2 separate regions of the Homo sapiens genome follow, and region 2 is linked to region 1. A link is an interaction called in ENCODE POLR2A ChIA-PET data of the cell type or tissue named here. Cell type or tissue: OCI-LY7. All regions are shown on one strand. Links, peaks and the distances in the headings refer to the core of each region. The heading gives the core; the rest is flanking DNA. Region 1 overlaps TIMP2 (TIMP metallopeptidase inhibitor 2). Region 2 holds the start of ENPP7 (ectonucleotide pyrophosphatase/phosphodiesterase 7).

Region 1 (5,477 bases), core at 265-5,264:
CACACCCAGCTAATTTTTATATTTTTAGTAAAAACGGGGTTTCGCCATGTTGGCCAGGCTGGTCTCAAACTCCTGACCTCAGGTGATCCTGAGGCCGACCTCGGCCTCCCAAAGTGCTGGGATTACAGGCGTGCGCCACTGCACCCGGCCCCAGATTGCCCATTTTAAAGAGGCCTAATAGTCTCTGAGGCAATGACGCAAACACAGATCTTAGAGACCCGGGTACCAGTGCTGGCAGCACCATTATCAGTGATGTATTTACCCCGGGTGGGCCTCTCGCATTTAGCATATGTTCTGAAACTCCCGCAAGCATTTCCGGGCTTCTTCAAGAAACTGCTTGTGCAACCTGTTTTGCTGTAAGATCTGCTGCTGCTGGTCTCGGATCATCTGACTGTGCCGGTCGTCGTCGGCGAGGCTGGTGCCCGATGGGGAAGTGGTGCTGAGCTCAGATCCTCTCTCCCTTTCCTGGGCTCTCGTGGAGGAGGACTTCAGATGGGCCAGTCGAGCTCTTCTTTGCTCCCTCCTCTCTTTTTCTAGCTCAGCTTTGTAGTGGATTTCCAAGCTCATATCTGGGTGTTCCATTTGTTCAAGCGATTCCAGTTGTTTTTGTCTTCTCTGCTCCATCTCTGCTTTCTGCCTTTGCCTGGATGCCGTCGAGCCCACTCTGTCTGCCTGGTCTTGAAGGTGGAGCTGAAGGGAGCCCTCTGCCAGCGTGCCCAGTTTGGGGGTCTCTTGTCCAGATTCAGTGCTATACAATAATGAGTCCTCTTTGTTGATAAATATACCTGCCTCGGGAGACAATGTTTGACTTCCATTTCTAAACGTGGGCTTGACCGTGCCCTGATATTTTTGGTTCTGGGCCTTGCCCATGAACGTTTTCAAGTCGGTCTTGGACGCTGCCTGCTGCGCCTCCTCCTCTGCTGGGCTCCTGGGTTCCCCGGCAGGCAGCATCTCTGGGTCTGCCATTTTCTTCCCTCTTGGGGTCCCAGCGCCACACTCTTGCATCTCTGAGAAGGCATGCCCTTCCCCAGGTCTCTGGTCCATCCTGGGCTTCAGTGCCAGGTACAAGCACAGGTGTTTTTTCAGCTTTCTGTTTATATTAAACAACTCTTCAAAGGCCAACTCCAGCTCTTTCTGCCACTTGTTCTTCTCCCGGAGCGTGCACTGAGATGCTGGGGACACGGCTTCCCTTCTGCAGCTGGAATCAGCTGGCCACAGCTGCCCGAGGTCTCTCAGCTTCCCCTCCAGACTCTGTCCCTGAGAGCGACTGGTCAGGGCTGGAACAAAGCAAACTGCCCCCTTTCCCAGTTGCCTCCTCCCCGCCCGAGCTGTTCCTTTCTCTTTTTCCTCCACAAGCCCGATTTCTCCCACAGCAGCCACGAGTGGGTTTGACCTTTCTAGGTCCGCCCCTTTGCTCCTCCGAGGATGGATGGCACAGCGGCCACCCCCAGACTTGGTCGAAGGTTCTGGCCTTCCCTTTCTCTTCTCAGGCGGGGCCAGGTGAGAATTCATCCGACCCGTGGCTTTTGTAGTCTGTGGTTTCTCTGGACTCGCTGCTGTCTTCCGGGGCCTGGAGTGCCTGGGGTGTTGCTGGCCCAACTCTTCCCTGCAACTCCTCTCTTCACTAAGGGCTGCTCTATGCTTCTCCTTGGCCCTCGGGGGCCTGGCTGATCTTCGCTGGATGGGCCCCTGCGAGTCAGGCTCATTTTCCCTGGCCCGTCCTCCTCCCCAGCCCAACAGACGTGCTGACTGCAGCCTGTCCAGGCCACCGACGTGCAGGTGCTGTGCCTCCTGATACCCTCTCCTCAACTCCTCAGCCAAGCGCTGGAGCTGGTAGTTTTTCCACAGCTTGGCATCCGCTCTTCTCTGCAGAGCGAGATCGCCTTTGCCCCGGGCTTGTAGCAATTTGTGCTTTTTCCTCCAAAGCAGGTCTTCGTTATCAGGACAGAGGCTCAGCCACATGGCTCCATCCATGTTTCTGTTCCTGTCTGCGAACCCAGCAGATACAGCTTCCCAGGGAAGGTGCTTGGAGCCAAGAGTGGAGGGTTCAAGGGGCGCCCCCGGGCCTGAGGAGCCACAGAAGCCACAACGTTCCACAGCAAACCTACGAGGAAGGGAGCACAAGTGCAGCTTTCCAGATCGCTCCCAGGAGAGTGAGCAAAGCCCTGGAGACAAGCACACGGGATTCTCACTGTGAGGACAGGCTGCAAAATGTGCCCCTCCAAGCTCTCTTGACCCGTGCCCACCAGGGCCCACTCTCAGCCTCCCAATTTCTGTCCTGTACACTTTTGACAAGAGCCTGTAGGGCAGCTGTTTTGAACAGAGTGTGGTGTTGTTTCCCAGGGGACATTGGCAATGTCTGGAAACATTTTCTATTGTCACAAATGCAGGGAGGAGGTGCTCCGGGCCTGCAGCTGGGTGGAGGCGAGGGAGGCTGCTGAATACCCCACACTGCACAGGAGGGCTGCCCAAGACAGTGAATAACCTGGCCAGAGATGTCAGTAGTGCCGAGACTGACAATCCCACCCAAAGGGCAAGGGTTAGGATTCAGGTAGGGATGGAGGGGCACAAAGGGCAGCCCTTGGAAACAAATATTGAGAAGAGCAGGTGGAAGTAAAAGAGGAAGTCTGGGCCTCTGGAGGGAGAATTGATCGTAAAGGAAAGGAGGAAGAGACGGGGCAGGGAGGAGCCTGCCAAGCATGTGTGTGTGCAGGAGTGTGTGCACGCGTGTGCAGGGGTGTGTGTGGGTGTGTGCACATGCACATGTGTGTGCAGGGGTGTGTGTGCGTACATGTGTGTGCAGGGGTGTGTGTGCATACATGTGTGTGCAGGGGTGTGTGCAAGGATGTGTGTGCATGTGTGTGCAGGGGTGTGTGTGCATGTGTGTGTAGGAGTGTGTGTGCAGGGGTGTGTGTGTAGGGGTGTGCGGGCAAGGGTGTGTGTGCAGGGGTGTATGTGCAAGGGTGTGTGTGTCTCCATGCATGTGTGTGCAGGGGTGTGTGTGCAGGGGTGTGTAGGAGTGTGTGTGCAGGGGTGTGTATGCAGGGGTGTGTGTGCATAGGGGTGTGTGTGCAGGGGTGTGTGCGTGGGGCTGTGTGTGCAGGGGTGTGTGTGCATAGCGGTGTGTGTGCAGGGGTGTGTGCGCGCAGGGGTGTGTGCGTGTGCACATCTGTTTATGTTTCTGTGCACATGCCTGCACATCTGTGTGTACAGGGGGGTGTACAGGTGTGTGTATGTATGCATGTCTGTGTGTGCCTCTGTGTGCATGTCGGTGTGTGTATGTGTATGTGTCCGTGTGGGGCATGCAGGTATGTATGTGTGCATGCAAGTCTGATACTTGAATCCAGTAGAAACCAGAGAGGAGGAGAAGCTGGTGTTAGCTCTCTCTTCATGACTCCCAGCTCTTTCCTTTTATAATGATCAGAGAAGGACTCTTCCAGGTCTCTTTGGCATCAGGAAGGGACCCATGCTTTGGCAGGCCTTCCTAGGAAAGGAGGGGCATTTACACCAAAACAGTACGGGATTGTGTCTGTTGCCACGGGTAGCTGATGCCAGAAACAGCCAGATCTGTGAGCTGCAGGAAAGGCTAAGGGACAGCCACAGTCGATATGGAGTCCCCCTCCACTGCTCCTTCCCTTCTTTCATCTTAGTCTATGTGGAACCAGGCTAAGCCTTTGGAGTCAAACGTAGTTGCAGCTGAAGTCACATGTAGTTGCAGGAGTCAGAAAATACTGCATCTACATTACAGCTAACATTAACCGTGCAGGCTCCCCTCTGAGCACTGGGCATGTATCCGTTCATCTTTTTTACAGTAATCCTTTGAGATACGAAGCTCCTACCCCCCCCGGTTCACAGACAGGGAAACTGAGGCAGGCAGAGATGAAGATGCTTAACCCAGATCACACAGCTGGTAAGTGGCAGAGACAGGCCCTCTGCTGCTTGGACGAACCCCAGCACCTTTGACCAACCTCAGGTGGTCACACTGCAGCTGGCTTTGACTTAAGTCTTCTAGTGGGAGGTCCTTGCACCTCTTGGTAAATCAGATCACACAATTAGAATAGTGGTTAATATTATATTTAGCCAGATCTGCCAACCACCATGATGATCAAGAGAGAAAGGGAGAGAGAAAGCTGGGCCCTTCAATGCAATGATTGAGATTTTTGACAAAGGTGCCACGGCAATTTAATGTGGGGAAAGAATAGTTTTTTTGTTTTTCAACAAATGATGCTGGCACAGTTGGATATCCACAGGCAAAAAATGGGAATTCACAGCCTTATCTCACCCTATATACAAAAATTAACTCACAATGGATCATAGACCTTCATCTACAACTATAAACGCTTAGAAGAAAACGTAGGTGTATATTCATGACCTTGAGTCAGGCAAAGATTTCTTAGATACAACACCAAAAGCACAACCAATAAACAAAGAAACGGATAAGCTGAACATCATCAAAATTAAAAGAAAAAAAAAACCTTTGTGCTTCAAAAGGTACCATAAGTAAAGTGAAAATACAAGGTACGGACTGGAAGGAAATATTTGCAAATCATATATCCAACAGAAGACTTGAATCCAGAACATATGAACACCTCTTACTACCCAGTAAGATGGCAAATAATCCCATTTGAAAATCAGCAAAAGAAGGACAGGTGTGGCAGCTCACACCTGTAATCCCAGCACACTGGGAGGCTGAGGCGGGCGGATCACTTGAGGTCAGGAGTTCGAAAGCAGCCTAACCAACATGGTGAAACCCCGTCTCTACTAAAAATACAAAAATTAGCCGGGTGTGGTGGTACGCACCTATAATCCCAGCTACTCGGGAAGCTAAGGCAGGAGAATTGCTTGTATCTGGGAGGCAGAGGTTGCAATGAGCTGAGATTGCACCATTGCACTCCAGCCTGGATGACAGAGTGAGATTCTGTCTCAAAAATAAATAAATAAAAATAAAAATCAGCAACAGATTTAAATAGATATTTCACCAAAGAACATAGATGTGTGGCTAATACAGCACATAAAAACATGTTCAACGGCAGCGGTCTTTAGAGAAATGCACACTGACCCTGCAGTGTCCTGCCACCTCACATCCACTCCAACGGCTGTCGTCAAAAAGACAGACAATAGCAACTGTCAGTGAGGAAGGAGGGGGAGGAATTGGAACCCTGTGCACGCTGCTGGTGGGAATGGAAAATGGTGCAGCCACTTTGGAAAACAGTCTGGCAGTTTCTTAAAAAGGGAAACACAGACTTACCCTATGACCCAGAGATTCCACTCCTAGGTCTATAACCAAGAGAAGGCCTGAGTCCACAAAAAGAAACCAAAGCTCAGAGAGGTTGAATAACTTTCCCAGCTCACATGGAGGAGTTGGCCTCAGACACCAAAGACCACCAGGAACGGCCACAGGGATGTCCAATTAGGTGTGGTGAGGTCGGGGCTGCTGTGAATGCCCCTCTGTGTGTCTCGGAAGGTGCCTGGAGGCC
Region 2 (5,258 bases), core at 259-5,258, 840 kb after region 1:
GGAATTCTATTATCAGCTTGAACTAGGTCCCGCTGAGAGTGACAGGAAACCCAAATAATGGAAATTGCAACGAGGCAGAGTGTGTTGAATTCTCCCCGGGAGGATGCAGCCTGGAGCTGAGCTACACAGGACGCTGGGGACCAGGCCCCTTCTGTGCACCCCGGCCATCCCCGGGGAGCCCCTCATCAGGCGGCTTAGGGTGGCTTGCCAGCCAGAGGCATCAGATGGAGGAAAAAATCAAAAAAGAAGAGAAGCAAAGCTAGCTTCCGGCAAGAGGCTGGGACTGCTACAAGACATTCTCCTTTTGCCCCATTGGTCAAAATGTGGTCACGTGGCCCTGCTTTGCTGCAAGGAATGCTGGGAAATGTAGTCTTTCTTCTAGCAGCCATCTTATCATGGAAAGAGGGGAGAACAGATATTAGGGGACAACTAACCAGCTCTGCCACAGCGGAAAATCCAGATTCCGCCACGGCCTACAGGCTCCTCCTGGTCGACCCTCTCGGGAGCCCCGGTGCCTCCCTTCCTCCATGCCTGGTCCCTCTGCCTGAAGCCTTCCCGCCCTCTCTCCTGGCTCCATGCATCCTGTGGGCCTCCCACAACGCTGGTGCCAGCAAAGCCCGATCTCCTCTCCCGAGGCCGCCTGCATTCCCCCTGTGCGTGCATCGTAACCTGTGTCCCTGACTCACAGGGATCCTTACCCTCCCCAAGGTCTGTGCTCCCCAGGGAGGAGCCAAACCTCTGGGTGCCCTGAGCCCCAGCCCTGCAGAGCAGGCACCCCACGCGGTGGTTGCAGGCACCGGGCAGTCGCTCCATCCTGGTTTTCAGCTTTTGGTGCACAGAAGCATGAAGAAGAGGGGTCACTGGCACGGAGTCCTCCTTGAGAGTGTGTTCCAGTCGGCCAGGCAGGGGCAGCCGGGGATCCGTACCAGTGGTCCCTGCCCACCTGGGTTAGGAAAGGCTGGCTGGCCTGGGGAGGCTGTGGACGGCGTCTGCGGTGTCATCTGAGTGCCACGGCCATCGCTTCGAGACGGCGTCTGCTTGCTGCAGCCAGCCAAAGGTCTTAAGGAAGGCCGGGGCCACTGTCGGCAGGTGTGTGGCTCCAGATTGAAATTGTGACAATACCTCCAACCATGCCCTTCCGTCTTCCCACCGCGCAATCCAGTGCACCACCTCCCACCATGCAATCCAGCGCACCACCTCCCAGCAAAACCTCCAGGATCCGCCTCAAACCCAGCCCCATCCCACAGCCACCACCCTGGTCCGGGCCACCAATAGCTCTTGCTCAGACACAGGCAGTCACCTCTCCAGGGAGCACCCAGTGTCCATTCTGCCCTCGTTCTGGTCTATCCTTCACCCACAAATGGAGAGTATATTTTAGCATTAGATCAGTTCATGTCACTCTCTTGCTTAAAACCCCCGCCTGGCTTCCACTGCCTGGCATGAGAATCACCGCCACCTGCCCTACGGGACTGGCCCTGCCACCCCTGCCACCTGCCCCATGCCCGCTCCCCTAGCTCATGGTCCCCCAGAGTCACTGGCCTCCACCATCCTCTCAGCGAAACCCCACCAGCCACCACTGCGTGCCGCCCACCCACCCCGCCAGCCTCTCCATCACGTCTTCCTGCCTTCCCTTCTTTTGGGAAACTCTTTTTTTCTTGTTTGTTCATTTTATCTTCTGTGTCCCCAACTCGAATGGAGGCCACGAGGAACATTGTCTGTCTCATTCACTTCTGTGTCCCCAGAACCTAGAACCATGCCTGGCACACAGAACGTGCTTAATAGGAACTGAGACAGAGACATACAGGGAAGGAAAGAGGGAGAGAGACAGAGAAAGAGAGAGAAAATAAGAGAAGGGGAAGGAGAGATGGGGGAGAGGGAGGGAGAACCGCACACTGAATCCAGGGGTTCCTCTCCCACCCTTCATGTGCCTATGGTAACAAGGGAGTCCCCCTCTTCTGACCCCTTGTTGTCATCAAGCAAGAACGTCCGAGCCCCAGGCACCCTCTGAAATTCCCAAGAAGGAAGCATCCCAAGAAGGAAGCATCCCAAGAAGGAAGGCCCACAGGACGCTGGTCTGGAGCCATCCGGTTCCCGGTCTGCTCACCACGCTCAAGGAGCCCCTTAACAGGACCAGGAGGAGAACAGGCACCCAGCCTGGGGTTCCCCCCGGACAAGGCCATGCTGTGACCCAGGCTTGGTCCTGGCCCTGACCATGGGAAGCCCACCCCACAGGCCCTCACCCAGGCAGGCCTGAGGCCCATGCACCACTAAAGGCCTGGAGAGGGGGTCCCACCCCAGCCTCACCTGGGTCCCCTGGGGTCAGGGTGAGCTGGGACAGAGGGACCACCTGTTGCTATGGGAGAGGGAGAGGGCACGACTTTCCCAGTGGAATGGGCTCCTGCTGTGCTCTGAGCCCTGGGTCACTGTCCCCACTCTGGGGAGGGAGGGGAGGAGCCTGGAGCACCAAGGGCGCGGCTGGCAATAAAGGCAGATGCTCAAGTTGATGCCACCCCACGCACGTGAGGCTGGGACCAGGGGTGGCACTGACACGGCTGGGGAGCCCACTCCCGAGGTTCGACCCGGGGATGTGCACAGCCACATTCCAAAGGCGCACGGGATGAGATCAGCCCGGGTGACCCTGGGACTTTGTCCTCCTCGGCAGGAGCCAGCCCTGTGCACCCTGTGTGCCTGTCCATCTGGAAGGCCCAGCATGAGAGGCCCGGCCGTCCTCCTCACTGTGGCTCTGGCCACGCTCCTGGCTCCCGGGGCCGGAGCACCGGTACAAAGTCAGGGCTCCCAGAACAAGCTGCTCCTGGTGTCCTTCGACGGCTTCCGCTGGAACTACGACCAGGACGTGGACACCCCCAACCTGGACGCCATGGCCCGAGACGGGGTGAAGGCACGCTACATGACCCCCGCCTTTGTCACCATGACCAGCCCCTGCCACTTCACCCTGGTCACCGGTGAGTACTGCCCTGTGACGGGGCCTGGGGGTGGGAGGGCCTGAGAAACCAGATGGCACAGAGCCGTGTCGTGCAGGATAAAGGGGAGAGGTCCTTGCTCCAGGCACAGGACAGAGCCAAGGGGACCATTAGGAATCCTCACCGTTGGTAGCAACAGATCCGGGACAAAGAAAAATGACCAGGGGGGTCCTTAAACCCGTGGCCACAGCCAGGGCAGCAACCCCAGAAGGCTTCAGGAGGAGGGGAGTGTGGCGGGCTCCCCGCTGGCTCCCATGGCTCCCCTCCCCTGCCCGCCCCTCCAGCTGGCTGTGTCAGCCTCTCCCTCTCCCTTCCATCCTTTCCATTTTCCACCCAACACCTCCCTGACAGATCTGCCCAGGCTGTAGACAATACAGACATAGGTTTTTAAAAAGCCAAATATGGGGCCAGGCTCAGTGGCCCACGCCTGTAATCCCAGCACTTTGAGAGGCTGAGGCGGGCGGATCACTGGAGGTCAGGAGTTCGAGACCTGCCTGGCCAACATGGCGAAACCCCATCTCTACTAAAAATACAAACATTAGCCAGGCATGATGGTGCATGCTTGTAATCCCAGCTACTTGGGAGGCTGAGACAGGAGAATTGCATGAACCCAGGAGGTGGAAGTTGCAGTGAGCTGAGATCGCACCACTGCACTCCAGCCTGGGTGACAAAGCAAGACTGCATATAATATATATATACATATATATATACATATATATATGTATATATATATATATATACACACACATATATATATATATGAGGCCAAGGCAGGAGGATTGCTGGAGTCCAGGAGGTAGAGGCTGCAGTGAGCTGCAATCACACCACTGCACTCCAGCCTGGGTGACAGAGCAAGACCCTGTGTCAAAAAAACAAACAATAATAAAATAATAAAAAGCCAAGTACCACAAAAAAGGTGTTAGAGAATTGAAAAGCAATTGGCCCTCCCTAGGGGCTCAGCCACCTCCCAAACCTGCGTCATCCTCCAAAGACCCTGCGTGGGTGTCCCAGGGCGCCTGCAACAAAGATCTGCAGACTGGCTTAAACCCACAGAAACGGATCCGCATGCTTCTGGAGGCCAGAAGGCCAAACCCAGGGCATTGCAGGGCTGCACCCACCCGGAAGGTTCCAGCAGAGGCTCCCTCCTCACCTCTTCTGGCTCCTGGGGCCTCGGCAATCCTTGGCATTCCTGGGCTGGCGGCAGCATCACTCCGACCTCTCCCCACGTCTCCCCAGGGCCTTTCCCCTGTGTGTGTGTGTCTGTATTCAAACTTTCCTCTTCTCACTAGTACACCAGTCGCTGAATTTCGGGTCCACACTTCTCTGGTATACATCCCCTTACCCTAGCTAATCACATCTGCAAAGACCCTATTTCTAAATAAGGCCACGTTCTAAGGTTCCAAGTGAGCATGAATGTGGTGGGACACCATCCACCCCAACACAGGCAGCTCATCCCCACACCAGCCTTTCTGCCCCTTCTAACCGCAAACGGAGGTGTGCGGGTCTCCCGTCTGCGCAGCGCCTCTTTTGCTCTCTGTATCGCAGATGAGGACGGGAGGGACCTTCTCCACATCATCTCTCCTTTTGCACCTTTTGGACTTAGTACCATGTGCACGTGTTTCCTGTACAAAAATAAATTCAAAAAATCTCCTGGAGCTCCACGTAGTTCACTGAAATTCCTGCCTGGGATCTCGTCTGATGGCTGGGCCATCATTTATTTAATGAGTTCCTTCCTGACGGCCGTGGAGGTCACCCGCAATCTTTTGCTAAAGCAAACAAGGCTGCCACCAGGATCCCTGCACACGCATTCGTGCCTGTGTGCCCGTCCAGCTGTGGGACAAACTGAAAGTGGAAGTGCGATTGCTAAAACAGGTCAAAGAACACGTGTCTATTTGTCTCAGACATGACCTCGAACCTTGGCTCCCACGGGGCAGTGCAGGAGGAAGTCTGCTCCCCCCAGCCCTGCCCCAGGCCCACTCCCCACCCAGCACACAGGGAAACCTGGGCTGTTTTGACTTCGCCTCTTCCAGCCCTGGGTCCGGCCTTCGCTGTGACCCCGGTCCATCCCGCCGCCCTCTGCACCTCTTCCTCCCTCAGGCAAATATATCGAGAACCACGGGGTGGTTCACAACATGTACTACAACACCACCAGCAAGGTGAAGCTGCCCTACCACGCCACGCTGGGCATCCAGAGGTGGTGGGACAACGGCAGCGTGCCCATCTGGATCACAGCCCAGAGGCAGGTAATGTCACCCCCGCCCATACTGACATCGCAGA

What was found. Peaks named below come from ENCODE experiments on the same cell type or tissue, not always from the same donor. Only the 100,000 strongest peaks of a DNase experiment are listed, where the experiment ranks them.
Region 2: POLR2A ChIA-PET joins it to region 1 with 5 read pairs; 2 of 35 experiments call an interaction of 5 or more read pairs at or near these places.

The regions. Positions count from the first base shown.
Region 1 is chr17:78,890,356-78,895,832 of GRCh38, forward strand. The region is part of intron 1 of TIMP2 (TIMP metallopeptidase inhibitor 2); the gene reads right to left. CEP295NL (CEP295 N-terminal like) reads right to left here. Exons shown (of 3, transcript NM_001243540.2): 3 at 224-2,104. The coding sequence ends at 283. Among named protein-coding and RNA genes, the nearest start is that of CEP295NL, 10 kb to the right of the region's middle. In OCI-LY7, for the core only: no CTCF peak of the experiment used is centred there; a DNase peak (open chromatin) is centred at 346.
Region 2 is chr17:79,728,430-79,733,687 of GRCh38, forward strand. ENPP7 (ectonucleotide pyrophosphatase/phosphodiesterase 7) reads left to right here and starts at 2,514. Exons shown (of 6, transcript NM_178543.5): 1 at 2,514-2,963; 2 at 5,079-5,224. The coding sequence starts at 2,711. RefSeq lists enhancers at 1-353, 152-271, 178-472, 354-1,313, 4,433-4,482 and 1 more. In OCI-LY7, for the core only: no CTCF peak of the experiment used is centred there; DNase peaks (open chromatin) are centred at 332 and 4,852; H3K4me3 peaks cover 1,472 bases; H3K27ac peaks cover 724 bases.